2 separate regions of the Mus musculus genome follow, and region 1 is linked to region 2. The links are chromatin contacts, found by Hi-C or POLR2A ChIA-PET in ENCODE. All regions are on one chromosome and are shown on one strand. Each heading gives the region's core, a stretch centred on a gene start or an enhancer-like site at or near the end of the contact. The rest is flanking DNA. Distances are from core to core; before and after follow the strand shown. Region 1 overlaps Foxo3 (forkhead box O3). Region 2 overlaps Foxo3 (forkhead box O3).

Evidence for each region. Hi-C counts contacts between places; a loop is a spot of excess contacts on that map. ChIA-PET counts read pairs that join two places held with the same protein, here RNA polymerase II (POLR2A).
Region 1: a loop to region 2 is called in a map of heart, with 3 times the contacts of the local background. The contact joins two enhancer-like sites. A Hi-C loop is called at or near these places in 6 of 37 maps with a recorded cell type or tissue (gastrocnemius, heart and regulatory T cell). POLR2A ChIA-PET finds 5 or more read pairs at or near these places in 3 of 5 experiments (Patski and embryonic stem cell).

What each region holds. Positions count from the first base shown.
Region 1 is chr10:42,248,347-42,253,975 of GRCm38, reverse strand. The region is part of intron 2 of Foxo3 (forkhead box O3); the gene reads left to right. The region is part of intron 1 of Gm38485 (a long non-coding RNA gene); the gene reads left to right. Among named protein-coding and RNA genes, the nearest start is that of Gm38485, 24 kb to the left of the region's middle. Within about 2 kb of position 2,550, at least 3 of the 3 ENCODE cell types and tissues checked have a DNase peak (open chromatin) inside an H3K27ac peak, as active enhancers do; they include heart, where a contact is called at or near this core.
Region 2 is chr10:42,203,339-42,209,031 of GRCm38, reverse strand. All of the region lies in intron 2 of Foxo3 (forkhead box O3), which reads left to right. Among named protein-coding and RNA genes, the nearest start is that of Gm38485, 69 kb to the left of the region's middle. Within about 2 kb of position 3,796, at least 2 of the 3 ENCODE cell types and tissues checked have a DNase peak (open chromatin) inside an H3K27ac peak, as active enhancers do; they include heart, where a contact is called at or near this core.

The sequences.
Region 1 (5,629 bases), core at 1,301-3,800, 46 kb before region 2:
AGCGATCCAGTCCATTTGAGCATTCTTCTGTGGTTTCCGTACTTGCTTTATAATTCCTTTTCTGGCATCCTGGGAGTTTGATTGGGTGTGTATGGATTCAGACGTCAGTGCCTGAGTCTTAGCTGGGAAGCAGTATGGGTCAGGGAGGAGCCTGCTAATGGGTGGGCAGACAGGAACTAGGAGAGTTGGGGAGAAGACTAATGCTTGCTGAGGGGGAAGCTGGGGTGACTGGGGTGTGGTGGCACTCAGCACCGGCACCGGCACTCAGTAGGGCCACAGTAGGTGACAAGACCATGATGTAGGAGGCATCCAGAAAATGGCCCAGGAGCTGGTGTGGGTTCGATTCATTTCTTGATATTGAGCACTATCCTTTCAATAACCCTGGAACCCAGTAGTTAACTTTTTCTCCGGCAGTTCTTTTTATTATTAATTAAACTGATACATTCCAAATCCTTCTCCCCTCTCCCAGTCCCCCCTCACAGAGTTCTTATCCACATACTTCCTCCCCTTTCCCTCTGAGAGGGTGCCCCCCCCACTCCCTGACCCCCACATTCCCCTCCCTGAGGCATGGAGTCTCTACAGGATTAGGCACATCTTCTCCCACTGAGGCCAGACAAGACAGTCCTGCTACATCTGTGCCAGAGGCCTCAGACGGTCCGTGTATGCTCTTTGGTTGAATAGTGAAGAAAGTGAGGCCGGGAGCTGGGTCTTGTCTGTGCTTGAATTGGTTGGTGTTTGGTGGGTCCTTGGCCAGACACCCCTGGCTTGTAAGTGGTATTTGACTATAGGTCCAGTGTCTACCCTGCACTCCATGATCTTCCTGCTTATATAGGGCAGGAAGGGACTCTAGATGGCAGGAGGGTCTGGGCAAGAGGGGTCCCAGGCTGCTCACGGAGGGAAGTCAGATATAGGGCTAGGTGAGCGTGGTATCAGGTAGCATTTCCTCTGGATAGCTGTCCTTCCTAATATCTAATATCTGCTGTTTACAGTGAGGCAGAGGAGTATCTCATAATTTAAGATTTTTAAGCTACATTAACAGAGAGAAAGGCCCTAAATTCTACCAGTCTGCTCATCCATTGCATTGCCACGACCCCATTTAATAATGCATTGTGTTGTTTTTAAACTGATAAATTCAATAAAGGCAAATAGAATATGTCCTTTAAAGCAAGTTATTTTAAATTATTAATACTCATTTTATAGCCTATGTGGTGGCTCATGTCTCTTACCCAGCACTCAGGGGATTGAGGCAGAAGTTTTCTGAGTTCTAAGTCAGCTTAGGCTACATAAGTCAATTTCCAGTCAGTCTGGGCTATAGGGTGAGACTTGATTTCAAAGAAAGAAAAAAATTCATTTTGTGAATTTCTCAGCGCTTGGCTTGTTCCTTTTGCTAGTTTGTTGATTGGATTGCGTTGACTGGATTGGTTTTTTTTTTTTTCCCATTAAATTATATTAAAAAAATTAAGATTTAAAAAAAGATAAATTGAGGTTGTTGAACAGTTAACTATCTTTAATGAGCTGCTACATTTTATAATTTTTAACGAATGGGTTATTTTACTATTCCAGACATTCAGTTGTGTGTGGATAGCTTTACAGGCGTGCATTTGTTATATAAAACCACACATGTGCCAATGTGTAGACATGCCTTCTTCCCTCTCTCTCGTCAGTTCTGCTGCTTTTACAGTCCCCAGTTTTAAGAAAGAAAAAGCAGGGGCTAAGATGGAGCTTCAACTGTAAAAAGGGCCACAGAGCACACTGCTGCAGTGCCCTGCTGACCAGGAACAGTAGGCTGTACGTTCACCAAAGTAGCTTGGCTCGGCCTTGCCTTGACACCAGGGCCTCAGGGTCAGGGTGTGTGTGTGTGTGTGTGTGTGTGTGTGTGTGTGTGGCTTAGCGGGGGGGCCTTCTGGTGTGCTGGGGGAGGAAGGTAAACAGACTGGCTACCCCCCTGCTCACTGTCGTGTCTCCTGACTTAGATGTAGAGAAGAATAAAGGAGAGCTTAATGCTTTTGCTGGACTGCGATGAAGGTGCCTCACTCGGTCCCTGAATGTTTATAATGTGACCAGATTGCTGTGGGCTTTACAGCAGCATGTGTGCAATGCATGTTCTTCAAGGACTTTCCTCTGAGCCTTTCCTTGGGTCTGCTTTGAGTTTGAGAGGGTAGGAGGGGTTCACCATAAATCTGATCTGAGGAGAAATGGATGGCTTTCGGGAGTCCACTGTGGCCTGGTCCACAAGAAGCTCTTTCCTCTGATCCCGTTTTATTTCAGAAAAGGATTGGTTTATTTTTTGTTTGTTTGTTTGTTTGTTTTGTTTTGTTTTGTTTTTAAGCCAGCTAAATGGCAGAGAGAAATATAGGCTGTACTTTTTGTAATTTTTCTTGGTCACAGGCAGCCCACAGTTAAGAGCCTGGTGATGTAAGCTCGCAATCCAGGGGTTCTGGAGTCTCTGCCAGGCCAGGCTCTGGCTGCCCCGGGCTCCGCAGACACAGGCATGACCTGGATCTTTGTTTACTTCCTTTCCAAGTGCTGGGGACATTCAGTTCTAAGAAGGACTGTGTGCTTGCACAAACACTCCTGCCAGCCTCTCAGGCCTTGGTTCCCGCCTGTCTTGGAAAGCGCACCGTCCCTCAGGCAGGCCTTTACTCTTAGAGTGCACTCTGCAGGATTCTAGTCCAGGCTTGCAAGCTTCTCTCTGCCTCTGGTCTAGGCTGGAACCTCAGCTGCAGCTGCCATTACATCAGGCAGGGCTTGCTGCTCCGTAGTGTGGGCTTTTGGAAAGCAGGGCTTTCCCTATGCGCAGTGTTGACTTCCCCGGGTCTGAGGCAGAGCCTCCCTGTTGCTGGTGCGAGTGAGTTTCCAAATGATTCTTTTGTAGTTTCATGATTAAAACAAAAGCATTGGCTGTTGTCAGGATAATACTGCAAAAGCAAGCAGGAGTTTTTGTTTTGTTTTGTTTTGTTTTTTTAACCTTTCATCCTCTGTTGTGTTACTGGCATTATGAGTTTCATACTTCATCATGTTCCGTATGGTACTGTAAGCCTTAACTATTAGTGTGCATACAGCATGGGCACATAGGTACATAAAGTTACTACGAAGACAGGGATTCACTATCAGGATTTAATTTAAATTCTCTTTAGAGGAATAATAATCACACTTGGGGAAAGAAAAGAAATGCATTTATTTAGAGGATGCAGCAACCAGGAGTCATGAATGAGGAATTGAGACATACTTTGTCGGATGTGTTGCTCACAGAATCTGTTTTGGATCAGAAACCCTCCAACTTTTCCCCGTTTGGTATTGGAACTTGTGGCTCATTTATGAGTGTGGCGTTGCAGTGTTCACACTGCTGGGAACCTTGGAACTCGTTCTAGCTCAGCCTTCCGTTTGGACAGAGAAGCTGCAGTGGGCTCAAGAATGGCGGGATGCCTTGGGAGCAGAGTGGTCGGGATCAGAAGATACCACAACCCCCCCCCCCCCCCTTAACCGTTAGAAGGAAGGCTGGCTTGCTGTGCTTGGGGCTGTGGGCGTTGGGAATGAAGATGGAGCCTGGAGTACTAGATTGTGTTATTTACAAACCTCAGTGGAGCTGGGGCTCATGTTTACAGCTGTTAGGGCTCTTTCAAATGAAATTTATTATTTTAGTATTGTTGAAATAATTATAAATAAAATAGCACTGATCATAAAGAATGTTTGGAGGAGAAAAGGAAGAGTGACATTAAGTTAAAGGTGGTCCGTTTCCCTTTGAGTGCCAGTGTAGACAGGCAGCCATCCTAAAACATAAGTGTCATGTGAGGCTTGTGGCTTATCTTTCTCCACTGGAGATCTCTGAGGTCTTGCATGATATGGCAGTTAAACAATCTTTACATGGCTGTTCATTTTCTTTGCTAAACAGGACTTCTCAGGGCAGTTCTGACTCAAGAGAAATTCCATTATATCCTTCTGATGGCAGGCAATATAGAAGCCAGTGTGAAATCCCGAATCCAGGGGAGCCAGGCAGAGTGGGAGGGCCAGAGCCCACGAAACTGAAGTCCCGAGTTCACTCTGGTCAGGCATGCAAGCTGCACTTGAAAATTACTTGGTCACAGTTACCTCTGAGTTCTCCGGCAGCTTGAAATAGCCCCCTTGAGTTAGCAGTAAACTAAACTTTCAGGTTATCAAGGTCGTCTCCTCCACACCACCCCCCCCCCCATGATTGGGCAGATTATTCTTTAGGGAGGCAAAGCAAAATCAAGCAATGTTCAGAAGCCTGGAATGGGCCTTGCAGTTATGCAGAAGTACTTCTGGCATCAGCTACCTTGCAATAAAAACAAAACAGTATCTGTCCAGACTTGATGTACACCCTTTTAAAGCACCATCAAGAAAAGGCTGGGGAAAGCACGGTGTGATAATATAAAGAGAACAGTCCTCAGCAGGGTAATATGAAGCAAGCCACCGACCCGGAGCATGGACAGAGCTCAGAAACACACTGACAGAAATGTCTGAGGTGGTGGGATACGGCTCCTGGATCTGCTTCTGAGAGATCCTAGGAAGCTGGAGCTAACCATGGCAACAGACAGTAGGTCTGTGGTTGCCAGGGGTGGGGTGGGAGATGGCTGGTTGCAGTAAAGGCATACATGCATCTTGTGGGGAGAAATAAAATCCAGTGTGTTATTGTGGTGGTAGCTGCGCTGGCGTGTGTAACTACAGGCCTACAGTGTTTACTTTCTGTTTGTATGAATTATACCCCATAAAGCTGATCTAAAATGAAAGAAAGTTTAGAAATGGGATTTCTTTGTGTAACTGAAGAAGTAGTGTTTTAAGACTGTTTATTGCAGGGGAGTCATCCCTTTCCTACAGGGTCAGCTGGCTTGTGCTCACGGGTCTATTTTAACTTTATTTGTTACCATGATTTAAATAGTCTTTCTTCTCCATTCACTTATAGTCCTTACTAAGTAGTAAGCAAGAATGTAGCTTATCTTAAGTTGACCTCCAGCTTTTATCTTAAGGACAGACTTCTATCCGTACTGGGGGATTTTCTAGGGAAGACAGATCGTGGAAAGAGAACCTTTATCCTCTGGATTCTTTGGACTGTGGTGCTCGGGTCTCACAGCTGTCTAAGCAACTGTGCATGGTGAAAGACAATGTCATGAGTTTAGCTGTTGGCAATTGGGGTCAGTTGCACATGGGCTGTGTGTATCCTGAGTCTTTGAGAAGCCATTTGTTGGAAGGCTTTGAATGTGGCTGGCGTGGTATTAACCAAGAGAGCAGGAGGAGGAGAGGCACAGTGTACATGGCTCCCTGGGGCTTAGTCTCCCTCTCCATACTGTCAGAATGTTCCTGCAGCGCACCCATGGAGAGATGCATGTATGCTTAGGAATGTATCATTTAGTGGGCAATCTAGCTATTGGGAATATTACCATTGAATGTTTGTTTGAAAGTTCAGGTTCTCTGTGTCCAGGCAACACCAGTGTCTAAAGATCCAGCTTGCTCTCCTAATGGAACACACGCTGGATCCAGTTTTTTTTCCTAGAAGAGAGGCTCACACACCACAGTAACAAGACGTTCTTTTTATTTCCTAGTTTATCAAAAGATGCTGATTATGAAATCAGGCATGTGGAGAGTCTAGATCTAACTGGTTTTTAAATAGAGA
Region 2 (5,693 bases), core at 2,547-5,046:
GTGTGTGTGTGTAGTGTGTGTGTGTGTGTGTGTGTGTATGTGGTGTGTGTGTATGTGTTGTGTGTGTGTGGGGTCTGGTGGCCTTCCTCCCTTCCATGTTAGCTTGTCTGTGATGGTCCTTGCTCAGCTCATGCTTAGGCAGCCATCTTGATGAGACGTCATGGGGGTTGCTTATGACATTTCTAGGAGACAGTTTCACATCTAACTCCCAGTTCTTCTGACACACAGTCTTCCCTCCCCCTCTTTAATGACCCCTGAGCCTGAGTGACAGAGTAGTGTTGTAGATGCATCAGTTAGGCCTAGGCTTCACAACTGCATTTTAATTGGTTGTGGTTTTCTGTAAAGGACTTCATCTGTCCCAAAGAGACATTTATTACTTGATGAGCGATTAGAACTCTACTCAGATTCTAGAGAAGGGTGTGCAGGATCGTGTTTCCCTTGGATAGGTTCTCTTACAACTCTTCTGGTCCCTCTTTGGGCGACAGATAGTACACTGCCGCCCGTGTTCTTTATTAGGCGCTTCCCGTTTACCCTGCAATCCGTGAAATAGATTAACACCCAGCGTGTATCAGTACTAAGACAGCGCCCTCCTGTAGTATGCAGTCTTTAGAGGGGCTGGTTTATGCAATGCATGCTCGGCCTCCTTAGCTCACCGTAGCCCAGGGAACAGTCTGATATTACACAGTCTAGATTAAGTTTAAATGAGTGACCCAGTGGAAACTCTTTCAGAAGATGAAATGCCAGTGTGTAGCTGGTTAGTCTATTCATTGGAGATTTTTTTATGTAGATTTTGGAGATGTCTGGTGGTCATCTGTCTGTGTAATTGGTACCTAGCAGTGTCCTGGACTCATTGGTTGATTCATTTGAATGTTCAGCAAAGTCATTAGGCTGCTTTTGCATCCTGTGGTTTTGAATGAGAAAAAAAAAAAAATCCTGTAAAACCAGAATAGTGAAACACTGAAGATGCAGTAAGGTTATGATGTGTGGTGAGGAGCTGCACACAGTGGTGAGGGTAGAGTTGGCATGGAGCAGCCACACATGCTGGCGAGACTGCAATGTGGGGTAGCGAGCTGCACATACAGGTGAGGTTGTAGTGTGGAAGGCGGCTCCCCAGAGGCTCCACGTTAGCTGAGCTTCCGTGGTGTGTGGAGACTGGGACGCTGTTGGCCTGAGTCACTGCAGAGCTGGCGGTGTTGGACTCCTTGTTTCTATGAAGGGACATTCATCAGTTGCTTTGTAGTTGCCAGCGTTGGGTACGTGGCATTGGTCCCTGTCCACGGCTTCTTTGACCTTGACTCACGGTGTTGGAATAATTAACACAGAGTGCTGCCTGCTCCCTCCCTGCCTTTCCCGAGAGTGTAGCTGATTGTACCCACAGGTTGGCATATACTCCAGGGCTCCCCAAAAGCACATCACTTCTGAAATAACAAGATATCGGAGAACAGGTTTTTTGAGTTGTGCCATCCAGTTGAGCTGAAGACAGTTGTGTCTGTGTGGAGCTCAAGCCGGCAGAGTTCACAGGAAGGGAGCGAGTGTTAGCCGGAGCAGGAATCTGGCTTCCTGGATTTGAGCTGTGGGCTGTCATGTCAGGTTGAACCCACTACCCAGCACCCCCACGCCCATCCCTTCAGTGGTTTCTGCTGCTTTGATGCCAGAAGAGGAGCAGCCACGTTTGCAACACTAATGCAGTTTCTCCTGGAGGTTCTGATTGAGCTTAAGCAGAGCACCCTGCCTGTTCTCACTTGCAGGCAGAAGACATCATATTTTAAGATTCACGTAATTTTGAAGCAGGCTAATCTTTCTCTCTGGCTTAATAATAGGCTAATTAGATGTTTTAAATAGTATAAAGTGAGGTCCCTGTTTCAGATTAAGCCTCGTCCTAGCAGTCCAGGGTACTTGGAGACATTTGCCCGATGTGTCTGGCATGAGGATCTGTGGTACCATACCAGCTCTTCGAGGACCTGATTTTAGACCTCCCACGGACAGCCAGGTAATACTGCTTGGACTCAGTCAGTGGCTAGTTTCCCTCGGCACAGAAGCTACCATATACGGGAAGTGTTTGTAGCTCAAGCCCTTTGGTCCCTGTTGGTGCAGCCTCTCTCCTCAGTGGGTTTGGTAATTGGGAAAACACATGGTAGAAGAACTTTGGAGTTAGCCAACAGGCTGGATTCGCAGCACCAAGGCTCACCGGACACACTCTTAAACTTTCTTCTCTCTCAGCTTCCTGCTTGTGGGGAAAAGAAAATAAGATGAGATGTGTCAGGGACTCCTGGCAGGCAGTGAGCACATGTTCTTCCTTCAGATTGCAGTAAAATACACACTGCTGTGAGTTTCCCTTCGTGTGCACTTGCTTGGCGCCAAGGTTTGTTACTTGTGATTTCGAGTGAGTCTCTAAGTAGTGAAGGCCCCATAGCCTTGCAAGATGAACTAAAAGGAAGCTCTATCTCAGCTAGATCTCAGCTGCATCTACCAGGCCTTGCACCACCGACTGGCTGGTCTATGCCCTGTCAATTTGTTGGTCTCCCCATCCCTCTACTAGAACCTTCCGTCTGCGTCAGCATGTGCTATCTCCTAATACCCTGGATGAGACCGAGAACTCGCAAGCAACCTCAGTGCCATTCCAGACTTACCCAGTGGGCGCTTACTGCACAGCACAGCACTCGTGAGGCCCTCACCTCCCTCTCACAGCTCACTCACCTTAAAAGTGCAGCTCAGACCAGTCCTGTGGCTTCTGCACCCTTCCCACAGAGCCAGTGATTAGATGACAGCATTCTGAGTACTCACTGTAAACCAGGTTCCATACAGGGTTGGTGGGTGGGTGGATGGATGGATAGAATGGATGGATAAGATGGATGGATGGATGGATAGGATGGATAGGTGGGTGGCTGGAGGGAGGGAGGGAGGGTTGGGTAGGTGAGTAGATAGATGGGTAAGATAGATGGATTGTGTCTTTGTCTTGTATATCCTGTACTCTCTTCCTTCAGTATACCACTGTGCTGATATTGTTTCTGGGTGACATCACCTTTATGCCTCAAGGCCAGGAGATGGTATGTTCACCTCAGCCCTGTTACCACTTACTAACTGACTGAATCCAAGTCCGGCCTTACAGTCTCATCCCCGTTTTCTTGCACTGTAAATATGGCTGCCGTTTCCCAGTGCCGTATTCCCCTGCATTGTACCAAGTGTCTAATGTCACTAAAGTGACTCTAAACCTTCTGCTGTGTCCCTGAGTTCTAGATGTGAGTTTCTAATGTCCATTTTTCATCCATTTCTATACATAGTATGTTTCCAAACTGGAAAAAGATGTAGCTTTTTTTTAAAATCTCAGGTAAAGTTTGGGTTGATAAAAATTATGTTGTTAAACACTGCAAAAATAAATTTCAAGACTGTTTTGGGATCCCTTGGCTTTGAACTCTCTAATACATCGATTTTATCTGGCTAGATAACCATGGTTTTAAAGGGAATTTCAGCAGCATGTATTTATCAAGTCTCTCATGAGAGAGGGAAACAATTTGAAAACCTCAGGGAAGAATACATTGAAGAGCAGAGTTGGCTAAAAGCTGTGGTCTAACCTGCTCTGTGGAGGAGACATGTGAACTGGGTACCTGTGGCTGTTTCCTTGGTCTGGGGCCCGGACTGTGGAGTGGGAAGTGTGAGGCCTTGGGGAGCAGGGGAGGAAGAGGGCTGGGCGGCAAGCCGTGGGTGTGGGCAGAGGTGCGAGGCTGCCAGGGATCTGTGTGTGCCGCAAGTGCAAGCTTGGCTGGAAGGAATGGAATGTTCCCTCTTGCCCTCCAAGAGCAGAAGCAGCTGTGGGACAGCTCGGTGAAAAACCAATGTATATTATCACTCTTGTATTAAAATAAAGTCCACGCTAGAAAGCCCACAGCACGGCGTGCGGCAGCATGCTGGCTGCCTCCACACTAAGGAGACTTTGCCTCCCTGCGAGGATTGTCTCCTCGGCCGCTTCTCCGGCCAGCTCTACCTAAGACAGGCGAGGGGGAGAGCAATCCTGGCTCCGCTCATCGGAGCACTGCTCTAATCCTGCTATCACTGGCTGTCTGCATGACAACGTAGAACATGCTTCCAGAGGACATCTGTGGGTAGAGAATTACTGTCAGCAAATTTAGCGGGAAGTCTTGTTTCTAGCTGGAAATACAATCCCTCTGCCAAGTTCTCAACAACATTTATTTTAGAACATCGTTGTTTTTTAAGGCCCTTTAATGGTTTAAACTTTTAAGACTGTAGACAAGGGTAAGGCTAGAAAGAGACTAACTTGTCTTCCACGTCAGAGTTGATTGCACAGTCCTTCTGATGAAGGGTTATTTACATTTTTATCCAGCTGAAAGGTTTATTTTTTGGCCACTATAGATAGTCCATATGAAAAAAATGTTTTTCAATTTCCAGGCCAGGGTTAGGCTCTGACACTCGTCTTTGTTTTCATTCATCATGGTGGTTAGTCCAGAGGAGATAGAGTCTGGAGATGAATGCAGGTGAGGGCAGAGCCAGCTAAAGGGGACAGTGACAGGGTGAGTCTAAGTCTTGGACTCCAGTGATGTCACTGGGCTGCTACCAGACCTGAGGCACTGGGAATCCGTGAGTGGGATGCTCTAGGGGGAGGGGACTTCAGTGGGTTTCATCATGACTACTCATTAGCATAACTGGGGGGACTTCAGAATACCCAGGCCCCAACTGGGCCATGGTGGTACCCTGGAGGCAGAGGCAGGTATCTCTGAGTTCAAGGCCAGCCTGATCTACACAGTGAGTTCCAGGACAGCCAGGGGTACACAGAGAAACCCTGTCTTGAAAAAACAAAAAAATTTAAAAAGTAAAATACCTAGGCCTCAGCACAGGTATTGAATCAGACCTCTGGGAAGGGACATGGGGGAGGAAAGTCTACCCTGGGAGTCTCAAACAGGCAGCCAGACTGCAGAATTACTAACGAGTAGAAACCTGGAGTCTCGACTGAAACCTTTGACAGGCCCTGTCCGCCCAGCCAGCGTTTCCTGTAGCTGCCTCTGTATGTGGCATGTCAGCCTCTGCGGCCTCAGAGCTGTCCACGCAGCCATTGCCACCCGTAGGTCACCAGGAGCAAATAGTAGAATCCAGGCATCGAACAGCTTCGTTCTAAATAGCCAGTGCCCTCGCATCAAACGCTGAGGCAAACTTAAAACATGGGTTCTGCATGAGAGGCGGATGAAGACTGCTGGAGACGAGCCATCTGCAGTGTCTCCCGAGTCTAGTGGGCAGTGACGGGCTCATATGTTGACAGCCATTACACATTTGGTCTCTCTCTCTCTAGACAGCCCAGAAAATAAAAAAGAGGGGGAGGGGGAGGGGGAGGAGGAATTAGAATTGTCTTTGCAAAAAAACAAAAACAAAAACAAAAAAAAAAAAAAACAGGGCTTTTAAGAGTTAAATTGCACAACCTTTTTATTTTTAAAGTGGGTAGATTTCTCCTTGCTGTTGCTGGGAAAGATAAATTGGAACCACATGTTGCTTCCAGACAAACCCTCTCTGTGTTCCAGGGAAAGCATGCGCAGCTGGTGTCTGGGTTAGCAGAGTTTCCACAAGGTAAACATGGCTTGGAAGGAGCTGAGGTAGATGCAGGAGCTGAGGCAGATGCAGTGAGCAGCCGCTAACAAGTGTCTAGTTTCTGGCACTGCACCCTAAAAAACTTTTACAAGTTTGTGATC